2 separate regions of the Mus musculus genome follow, and region 1 is linked to region 2. The links are chromatin loops, found by intact Hi-C in ENCODE. Cell type or tissue: heart. All regions are shown on one strand. Links, peaks and the distances in the headings refer to the core of each region. The heading gives the core; the rest is flanking DNA. Region 1 holds the start of Prss8 (protease, serine 8 (prostasin)). Region 2 holds the start of Stx4a (syntaxin 4A (placental)).

Region 1 (5,367 bases), core at 200-5,199, 91 kb before region 2:
CCCTCTCAGATGGTTGTCTCCGACCCCGAGCCTTTTCCCCAATGCAGACTCATGGTCCGTGGATCCGTCATGTGACTCAGGGAGCTTACCTGGAGGACCAGCTAACCTGGGACTGGGGCCCTGAAGGGGAGGAGACCGAGAAACAGACTTGTCCCACACATACTGAGCACGGTGGTGAGCAGGGGTCTGTGAGGCTTCAGGAGTTCCTGGTAATTCTTAGGTCCTGGCGAGATGTTTAGGGGGCAGCCTTGGGACTCCCTCTGACATGGCCGCCTCTCTCTAGCCTGTGGCCTAAGGCCAAAATCCACTCCAGCTGGTGTGTTGTGGCCCTGGCTGACGGAGGTGCATGTGACTGGTGATAGAGTCTGCACTGGGATTCTGGTGGCCCCAGGCTGGGTCCTAGCAGCCACTCACTGTATTCTCAGGTGGGTCTCTCCTAGCTAGGAGGCAAGGTGAGGAAAATTGGGTGATAGATGAAGGATTCTTGCAGCAGTAGGACGTCATCACGCTTAGGCTCACACAGCACAGAGAAAGCCCCCCCCGCCGTGGGTGTTTTTGTTGGGGTGGTTTGGTTTGGTTAGATTTGAGAAGGCAGAAGAGAGAGGAATCACAGAGCAGTTGGTGGGTGGTCCTAGAGACCACTTCAGCCCTGTTCTGCTGGGAAGGACTTCACCAGCTATGGAAGAAATAAGACAGGATGCTGGTTCTGATACTGGTTCCTATTCTCACAGGCTGGGCTCTACAACAGTGCCCTACATTGAAGTATATCTTGGCCGGGCAGGGGTCAGCTCCCTCCCACAGGGCCACCAGGTATCTCGGTCTGTCGTCAGCATCCGTCTGCCCCGGCACTTAGGACTTAGACCCCCCCTGGCTCTACTGGAGCTGAACTCTCGGGTGGAGCCCTCCCCATCAGCTCTTCCCATCTGCCTACACCCAGGGGGTATTCCTTCAGGGGCCAGCTGCTGGGTTTTGGGCTGGAAGAACCCACAGGACAGAGGTGAGAGTCCTTGGGTCATGGGAATAAGGAGTAACCTCGGGCCAGAACCCTTTACAGTTCTCTCTCCTCTCTAGTTCCTGTAGTTGCTGCTGTCTCCATCTTGACACCACGACTCTGTCACTGCCTCTATCCGGGTATTCTGACTCCTGGGACCTTCTGTGTCCTCTATTCAGAGGGACAGGAGGATAGATGTGAGGTACAGGGGCCTAGGGATCTTGGAGCGGGGAGAGGAAAAGTAGTTCTGGGCAACTAGACCCTATTTCGAATAGAAATGGAGTTCCTTGGTATGGGGTTCCAGATAGGATCAAGTATTATTTCGGAGCTAGACCTTAGAGAGACCAGAAACCAGGATTCCTAAGGGCGAGATATGCAGTGCTTTGTGATGGGTCTTTAGGGAAGAGAACCAGATGGAAGTGTGACAGACTCATTTGGCCTTGGCTCCAACTCTGCAGGTCACCTCAGCACCTCCCCTCCTGTGCCAGACTGAGGAAGGTCCCTGGGTTCTCGTGGGCATGGCTGTTCGAGGAAACCGGGAGCTGTTTGCAGCCATTGGCCCTGAAGCTACATGGATATCGCAAACCGTGGGAGAAGCCCATTTTCTTCATCTCGGTGGCTCCTCCTACTGGTCTCCTGAAGGCAGTGACCTCTGCCCCCAAGACTTAGCAGGGTCTGCTAGCTCCCCTAAGGTCACTGCTCTGCTTCTGCTCCTCCTCCTGGCTCCACTGATCCCTCGCTGAGAGCCCGGCTCCTATTCACACCACCCATCAGGGCTGGAATGTGGCTCAACCGGCCAGCTCCCGGGCCTGAAGAGGGCCTCTTCCACCTCTACTGCATCAGCTTTCAGATAATTGGACCTCAGTGCTGGCTACTTTAAATCTAAGAATCCTTGGGGGTGGAGGAGGAACAGACAATAAAAATGTAAATACAGACACGTGGCTTTGTGGCATCTCTTACGCTACAGAGGCGCTGAACACCTCAGAGCTAAGGGGAAAGCCCCAAGGATAGGGCTCTACCCTCTTGGTGACTCAGGCCTTGGGATCCCAGGAAATGTATCCCCTATAACGTGGCAGCTGTTCCCTCATTCCTGCCTCTGGGCGGGGGAGGTTAGGTGGACAGCTGGTTGTGTGTCACCTCTCCATTGGAATTAGTGTCCCCAGCACCTGGAGCATACCACAGCCCCGGCTCTGACTGTCCAAGACTAGGAGGCCTTGGGATGTGAAAGCTAGCCCCAAATATATACCCTAATGTATAATGTACACACACACACAAACACAAGAACCTCTGCACCCTTTAAGAGACTCCCTCCTGCACGTCCTAACCAGTGTCCCCAGGATCAGGGCCACCTCCATGCAAGTCCCTCCTCTGCCCCTACACTCACCAGTTAATCCATATTACTTGCTAACTGGCAAAGCGTGACAACTGGAACCTGAAATACTAAGTTCACCAAGCACTCCCTGTGGCATCTAAGCACACCAGGGCTAGGGATCAAGAAACGGTTAGAGGAGGAAAGAGGTTTGAGCACACAAAGACAGCAAATACTGAGCTGAAGAACACGTGGGAGTCTTTCTCAATGGGTAAACAAAGGGTAGAGTTGGGGGTGGGGTCCAGTGTATTATACAAGCAAAGATGTGGGAAGGGAGACCTAGAGTAAGCTGGTAGGTGGCGCGGGGAAACTGAGAAGGGGAGATGTGGTTAAAGGCTTTCTTTTCTTTCTCTGTTGGGTACCACAGTGAATATTCTCCAAGACTCAAGGAAGTGAGTACAGCCACCTGCTCTCTATGCCCCACACTGAATCTGCCCCTTCCTTTCCCTAAACGCACCGCACGTGACTCCCAGAGTCTTGCCCCTCCCTCCCTCTGATTCACCCCCTCCAGGAATTCTCCGACCCAGGGCTGGGCTGGAATCCAGCTGCAGACAGCAGAGGAAGTAAGGGTCAGTTTTTCCTCAGCTTAAACCTAACCCATATCCATACCCACAGACGGCCGGCACACGGGCTGCCTTTCTGTGAACTCCTGTGCCCTGTTACTCATGTGTACACACACATGCATGCACCAGCACAAGCAAACTCTGAGGCTGCTGCTCTCCAGCCTGTCTTGAGGCAGGGTTTCATGAACCTGGACCTTGCTGGTTCGCCTAGACTGGCTGGGCAGCAAAGCCCCAGGGTCTGCTGACTCCCACCCAGGACTGTCCTGGGGTTGCAGCTGTGAACCGCCACACTCACACTTTACAGAAAGCCAGGGATCGGAACCTGGGTTTTTATGGGCCTGCACGTGGGAATTGCTTTACCACCGAGCCTTCCCTAGGCCTTTCCCTGAACTCCTACCCTACCTACTTCACAACACCCCGGCTTTGTCTTTATTTATTTATTTATTTATTCTTTTTTTTTTCCAAGACAGGGTTTCTCGGTATAGCCCTGGCTGTCCTGGAACTCACTTTGTAGACCAGGCTGGCCTCGAACTCAGAAATCCCCCTGCCTCTGCCTCCTGAGTGCTGCTGGGATTAAAGGAGTGTGCCACCACATCCGGCTTTTTTTTTTTTTTTTTTTAGAGATTTTTCTCTATGTAGCCTTGGCTATCCTAGAATTTGCTATGTAGACCAGTCTAGCCTCAAACTCACAGACATCTGCCTGCCTGTGCCTCCGTGGGACAAAGCACAACTGGCTTTAAAGACACGTGCCACCACACCTGGCCTAACTTTGCCAGTGTTGTTTGGTTGGCATCTTTCCATGCCCTCTGAGGATTTGGTTCCCAGCGTTGTTCTTCCACGAGCCCTGCAGCTACTGTGCAGTTGAGAGTCCCACTAATTGGGTCTATATCACAGCTCCTAATTTGAAATGATTAATCAATAATTGCCTTTTGTTACTTGATTCGAGTCTGACATCCCCACTTCATCATCATCTTAAGGAGGTCATAGATGGTACAGTCTGCCACTTGTGCCGGGTGCACAGATAGGTACTTAGCAAATACTTACCGGATGATTGTCAATAGCCAGCCGTGCTCAACACCTGCAGGAAGGTGTTTCTACAGAGGGCCTGCCACGAATGGCTTTGGCCTGGGGCATTCCCCCATGCTAGTTTTAGATACCTGGCCTGAGGAGGGATGGGAAGGGCTGAGCAGCGGCTGTGGCCCTACCTTAATAAGGTCTAGACCAGGCCAGGTTGTCGGGGAAGAGGGGACTAGGAGTGGGGGGAGGGGGGGTGATAACTGAGTGACCAATAAGACCTGGGGTACTTGGCTGGCCCTTAGGGTTCCCAGTCCTGCCTGGGACTGCTTTCTGACTGTCCAGGATCAGTTTTCCTGTATCAAAAGCACCCACTGCGAAAGGATCCAGGAAAGGACCACAGAGGCCAGAAGCAGGAAAAAAAAAAGCCTGCTTTCCGAGGAGGAGGAGGAGGGCGTGGCTGAGGGAGGAGCCCACAGGTGGTTGGCTCCTGAAGTGCCTGGAGAGGTCTCTGTTGACCAAATTGTAAGGCAGAACAGGTCCACGCTGGTCACTGCAGAGAGACTAAAGGTGTGTCCCGTCTTCCCCCTGGCCATTTTCTGCCGAGAAGCCTGCTTCACCTTCCCAGCCTAGATCCTGGGATTCCTCACTCTGATCCCACACCTAGATCCTGCCTTCAAAACCAGCCTTCTGGTTCTTCCCTTTCTACCTAGGGGCTCCTTCGGGGGGCCCTTGTCCTAGGCCATGGCCCTAAGGGTGGGCCTGGGACTTGGGCAGCTGGAAGCTGTGACCATTCTGCTCCTTCTCGGATTGCTCCAGTCGGGAATCCGTAAGTATGGATCCGCGGGAGGGAGGGTTGGAGAAGGAGCCCCGGTGAGAGCAGGCTGGTCCCCGTGTAGACTGAATTCGCGAATCTCCGTGTTCCTACCGTCTTCCCCTCTTCTCTTGTTAGTCCCCCAAACAAGGAATCACCCTATGGGGAAGCGGTTGGCGTGAAGGGCTCTGGGGACTCAGGCCTCCCTGCCAACTCCTCTCTCTTTCTTTCCCTCCAGGAGCTGACGGGACTGAAGGTGAGGCTTTCTGCGGGAGTTGGGGGAGTGAGGGCACAGCGGCTCGGTGTCCCCTGGCGGGTTGTAGGAACACTTGTCGCCTAGCTGGGCTTGCACTTAGCCACACTAAGTGTCCCAACAGCTCTGAGTGTATGGAATCTTGGCTCTTGTTTTATGAGGAAACTGAGGTAAAGAGATGCAGTGAGCTGTCCGCGGGCATAATCGAAGCCTGACTCTCAGTGTGGGTAGGGGAGGTGGCTCTGAGAAGATCAGCTCCAGTGTAGACTGGTTTCCGGTCTGAGCATAACTATCTAGTAGCCTTGTCTCCTTATCTTTCAAAGCTCCAGTTTCTTTGCCTTGAAAAGCTGTTCAGTTCTGTTC
Region 2 (5,367 bases), core at 294-5,293:
AGTGCAACAGGGTCCTCTCACATCCTTCATTCTGCCACTCTTTCATCTCTGAACTCTATCTATGGGGCCAAGGATGTCCTCTGGAAGGAAGAGCAGCCACTGCTCCTAACCTCGGTGCCGTCTTTCCAACCCTGCTTGTTTTTATTTCTAGTTCTTCTTCCCTTGAGTAGAATGATAAGGCACTAAGTCCTACATGAGAAATGTCTTTGTCCCCTATTCAGTCCAAACTCCCCGTCTCAGGCTTGGGAAAGTATGTGTCTCACAGCCAGGCCTAAGTCATGTCTGACACAGCCAATTCTCTTTGACTGGAGGAGGCAGGGGGTTCTAATGGATTCAGCATTTGGAGATTTGGTTCTCTGCCTGCACCCAGTTCTTCCTCTCTTGAGCATAAGCTTTTTTATATGGAAAAGCATCAGGACAGAGATCCTAGAATCAAGGGCCTCTAAGTCACCATGCAGGAACCTAAGAAACAATGAATGAAATCCCTTGGTCCTAGGAAAGTACAACCCACCTGGGTTTTCTTCATCCTTGTGTTGACTGAGTTGTAATTCTCATCAGCTTCCTCCTTCTGGGGCTCTATGGCTGTGGGAGAGACACAAGGATGGATGGGAAGAGGGGTTCCTCCTGAGACTTACAAACATTGTTTGGGAGACCAGCTGCATTCTGTTGGAGGTTAGCCTGATCTACATATTGAACACACACAAACCCATTAATAAAAGTGTAAGCCATATAATAAAATATTTTAAGTGAATTTTTAAAAAGTGATTGGAGACCAGATCAGGGCCACATCTACATTCCAGCTACGTAGTAAGGAGTTTCTTGTTTTCTAACATTTTTATTACATAGTGACTATGAACAGGAATGCCTTCTGGTAGTAATGCATAATGGAGGAGGAGGAGAAGAAAAAAGAAGGAGCGAGCTTTTAATTTAATCTCAGCACTCAAGAGGCAGAGAAAGATGGATCTCCGTGCATTTGAGGCCATCCTGGTCTATATAGGAGGAAGAGGTGGAGGAGTAGGTGAGAAGAGAGAAGGGAGAGGAGAAGGGGGCGAATTCTGAATTTCTGAGATATGTTTTTCTTTGAATTACACCAGTGGGTTCCCACAAGCGTGGAGGAACCTCTCATCTGCTTGCCCAAAGAATACACACTGGCCTGAAAGGATGAGAGCAGTAAGTAATTTTGAATTTAAACTTAAAATAATAATAAAGGAATCTGAGAGGCCATAATGTGCTCTGCAAAGTACCATGGCTTTGATGCCATGGGACAGAGATCCTAGACCCAAGTCTGCTGTGTGACCTGGATCTATCACTTGACTGTATACAACAACTAGATACACCAGCAACTGGGCTGAATCAAAGGGAAAGATATGGCTGAGACCCTTGAAATTCATTCACCTTTTAGCTGCGCCCGGACCTCTCTCCCCAGCTGTTTGATCTCCTCTCGCAGGTTCTGCAGGCCCTGCTTCATGCCTAAACGAGAAAGCCAACACTTCTAAATCACAGCCTCTCCCACAAACCAAAACCAAACCCATCCTGGCCATCACCTGAATAAAACTACATCCCCCATAGTCCACCGGGCTGGCGTGCGTGAGCCCTAGGTTTCGCTTACTCTCCTCGGGAAGAGGCGTGGCCAGGATGGTGACCTGCTGTTTCTCCAACTCCCGGACTTTACTCTCCAGTTTGGCCATAGTCTGCCGAATTGTCTGCACCTAGGAAGGATCACCAAGAGGGCTGAAGACTTAAGTGTCACTCTAGTCCGCCCTACTCCTCGGTTCTCCTGACCCTTACCTTCTGGAAGAACTCGTCGTCCGGGCTGCCCAACCGGGCAGCACCTGAGTGCACCACCAGCGCGACTCGAACCTCATCTTCATCGTCTGAGATGTTATCCCCCTGCCAGGGCCGGAGTCATTGGCGACAGTTGCTCGCTGCGGTTCTCGCCCCGCAGGAACCATGGGCTTCCGGGATTTTCCTTCCTGGCCATCAGCCACCCGCCCGGGACCCAAAACCAGGAGTCCTCACTCCAGCGCGCCCGCCCGGCCCCGCTTCTCCTCACTCCAGGGTGTCCTCACCATCCCGGTTTCTCACCTGCCTCAACTCGTGGGTCCTGTCGCGCATGGTGGTCGGAGTGCCCTGGACCCGAGCCCAAAGGGCCTCAAGGTTCTAAATTTGGAAGTCCTGCACCTCTCTCACACTTGACACCCCCTCCCTCACCCAGCGAACTCCAGTACACCCCGGAGCCGCCAAAGGCCCCACCCCTTTCACCATCCACAGTCGTGGGGAAGAACCCGATCATAGGACCCCCAAAGTTCTACAGGTTGGAATTCCCTTCTCTTCCCCCCATCCTGCTCCCGCAGCTGCCGCCCCGCCCCTCGGGGGATGACTCCGAGCATGCGCGCGAGGGCTCGGCTCGTCCTCGCTAGAGGGAAAGGCGGAGGTCGGAAGCAGTGGCAGCCGAACGGAAGCGAGGCTGCCTGAGTCCAGAGCCCGCCCCGCTGCTCCCCCCCCCCCCACTACCGGAACATCTCATATTGGAGCCGAGATCTAGTTGCCCAAAGGGTTGGGAATGCGTCATTTGCACGCAGTCTGAGAGCCTCGTATCTCACATCACCCCATGGCGCCCCCTCATCACGTGACAGGCCGGGCCCAGCTCCGCGGGCTGCACGCCCGACCGCCAGTCATGTGTTCCGGCCTGTCAGCGACGTCTCGGGCTTCAGTCTCGCGACGTCCCCGACACCCCAGCGTCTGAGCTGTGCCCCAACAGCTTCTTCGAGGTGGGGAAGGGTACACTGCCTACTCTCAGCCACCTACTAAGGATGCTCTGTAGAATTCACTTTTTTGTTGTTTTAATTTTGGGTCCTCGGGCGTGGGCAAAGTGAAGACTTGCATTTGGGGCTGTCAGTATCATGAGACCTTGGAAATCAGGAAATAATAAGACCCGAGTCTCCAGCGTCAGGGAATTGCAGGGTTTTGTAGGCAGAGAATCTGGGGGTGGGAAGTGACCTCAGCCAAGGTGGCGCTCCCCCCGCTGCTCCCCCGCGTCCTCCTGGCACAGCCTCTGACAGGTGGGCGGCCTATGCCCCGAGTGAGCATTGCAGTCCCGCTGAGCTCGCTACCTTCTGAGCAGCACGACAATTCCAGAGCAGCTCAGACTGAGAAAAATGTACTGTTACCTCCGCAGCCCTGCCTTACAGCTGACGTCTCAGCATGACTTGCTTTTCTTTAACGGAATCCCCAACACCAAATTCGGTAGCTGCCACATAGCAGTCCTGCATAGAAGATTTGATCCGAATAGTAGCCTTTCCTGTATTTGAAACTAAAGCCCGTGGCTTCCTGATCTTCTTTACGCTTCTCTCACGGTGCCATTTCCCCAGATTTGTTTGTTTGTTTGTTTGTTTGTTTGTTTGTTTTTCGAGACAGGGTTTCTCTGTGTAGCCCTAGCTGTCCTGGAACTCACTCTGTAGACCAGGCTGGCCTCGAACTCAGAAATCCGCCTGCCTCTGCCTCCGGAGTGCTGGGATTAAAGGCGTGCACCACCACTGCCCGACTTCATTTCCCCAGCTTTGACCCTCCAGAAATACATTCACTTGATAGATTTATTGGACACATACATACTAGGGAATAGATACTGATATGGGCTAGCGACATATCAAGGACCAACAGACCAAAGTCCTGTGCCCTGTGGAACTTCTATTGTATAGAAGCTTCCCCCCCCCCCGCACCCCCCAAAGTCCCTCAGCAGGTGTCAGAACAGCTAAAAATGGGTATTTGAATACCTGAAAGTTCATCAAAAGAAACAATAGTCAGTCCCTTTCTGGTTCTGGGCGAGAAGCCTAGATTTCTGAGTTGCTATGGACTTTTGGAGAGTCATGTTTGTCTTTGGACCTTGGTCTCCCATCTCTGAACTAGGGGTGACTGCAAAGGACTGGGAAGGTCATCAAGACTGCAAATTGTAGGGCTCAGCGGTTAAGAGGTTGAGAGCACTGACTGCTCTTCCAGAGGTCCTGAGTTCAATTCCCAGCAACCACATGGTGGCTCACAACCATCTGTCATGGGATCTGATGCCCTCTTCTGGTGTGTCTGAAGATAGCAACAGTGTACTCATATACATTAAATGAATAAAATCTTTAGGGCTGGAGAGATGGCTCAATGGTTAAGAGCACTAACTGCTCTTCCTGAGGTCCTGAGTTCAAATCCCAACAACCACATGGTAGCTCACAATCATCTGTAATGAGATCTGACACCCTCTTCTGGGGTGTCTGAAGATAGCTACAGTGTAATTGCATATAATAAATAAATAAATCTTTAAATCTTTTAGATAAAAGGCTGGAAATTGTCACATGCAGCCTGACCCCATGCATGGGGCGTTGGTCCTTTCCCCTTTAGAGTATAGCTCGCCTAGAACTGGGAAGGAGGGAGTGAGGATCCTCTGACGCTGACCACCCCACTCAGGGAATGCAGTGTTGCTGCGTTTCTTCAGAAGCCCAGTCTGCCTGGTTTGGTCCCCTGAAGACAATGTGGAGAAAACTGCCTGCTGTGGGGTCTGACTTTCAAGGTCTCATGATTCTGATAGCCTCCACATGTAAGTCCTCGGTCTTCCCAGGTGCCAGGGACCCAAAAGAAAACCAACAAAAGGGGGCTGGTGAGATGGCTCAGTGGGTAAGAGCACCCGACTGCTCTTCCGAAGGTCCAGAGTTCAAATCCCAGCAACCACATGGTGGCTCACAACCATCTGTAACAAGATCTGACTCCCTCTTCTGGTGTGTCTGAAGATAGCTACAGTGTACTTACTATAATAATAAATAAAAAATCTTTAAAAAAAAAAAAAAAAAAAAAAGAAAACCAACAAAAAAAGAACTTTGTAAGGGTATGCTTGCATATTAGCTGCTGCCTCTGGTTAACTGCTGCCGGCCTCATACTCTCTCCTACTCTCTTCTCCACCTCATTCTCTAGTTAGTATTACAAGGGCGTGGAGGGACTCTTGGATACCTGTCACCTAGCCCTGCCTTGAATATTTCATTGTTTCCCTCTGAAATTCAATTTCCTCCTTTGACAACTTGGTCTGACAGTTTCTTCCTTGCTAAAGGTAAGAATTGGATGGCATCAAGAAAGGTTTAGGTGCTGGGCAGTGACAACACAGTCCTTTAATCCCAGCACTCAGACAGCAGAGGCAGAGGCAAAGGCAGGTGAGTTTGAGGTCAGCCTGGTCTACAAAGTGAGTTTCAGGACAGCTAGAGCTACACAGAGAAACCCTGTCTCAGAAAACCACAGAAATTTTCCAAAGGATAAGGTTAGGACTACGGCAGTAGGAGCCTGTAGATGGGTAAGGTTCCTTTCTAGGCTTTGCTCCTGTGAGTTTCATCTCTCTCT

Evidence for each region. Hi-C counts contacts between places; a loop is a spot of excess contacts. Peaks named below come from ENCODE experiments on the same cell type or tissue, not always from the same donor. Only the 100,000 strongest peaks of a DNase experiment are listed, where the experiment ranks them.
Region 1: a loop joins it to region 2, with 3 times the contacts of the local background. A loop is called at or near these places in 1 of 42 quality-filtered maps.

What each region holds. Positions count from the first base shown.
Region 1 is chr7:127,929,197-127,934,563 of GRCm38, reverse strand. Prss8 (protease, serine 8 (prostasin)) reads left to right here and starts at 4,451. Exons shown (of 6, transcript NM_133351.3): 1 at 4,451-4,766; 2 at 4,990-5,007. The coding sequence starts at 4,682. It overlaps Prss36 (protease, serine 36), which reads left to right. Exons shown (of 15, transcript NM_001319147.1): 11 at 1-174; 12 at 284-425; 13 at 732-997; 14 at 1,072-1,193; 15 at 1,450-1,926. The coding sequence ends at 1,734. In heart, for the core only: no CTCF peak of the experiment used is centred there; DNase peaks (open chromatin) are centred at 353, 844 and 2,863; H3K4me3 peaks cover 1,322 bases; H3K27ac peaks cover 1,850 bases; H3K27me3 peaks cover 728 bases.
Region 2 is chr7:127,838,787-127,844,153 of GRCm38, reverse strand. Stx4a (syntaxin 4A (placental)) reads right to left here and starts at 2,346. Exons shown (of 11, transcript NM_009294.3): 1 at 2,086-2,346; 2 at 1,789-1,890; 3 at 1,610-1,709; 4 at 1,396-1,470; 5 at 512-582. The coding sequence starts at 2,115. In heart, for the core only: a CTCF peak has its summit at 4,084 (motif pointing left); DNase peaks (open chromatin) are centred at 1,653 and 2,463; H3K4me3 peaks cover 2,279 bases; H3K27ac peaks cover 2,098 bases.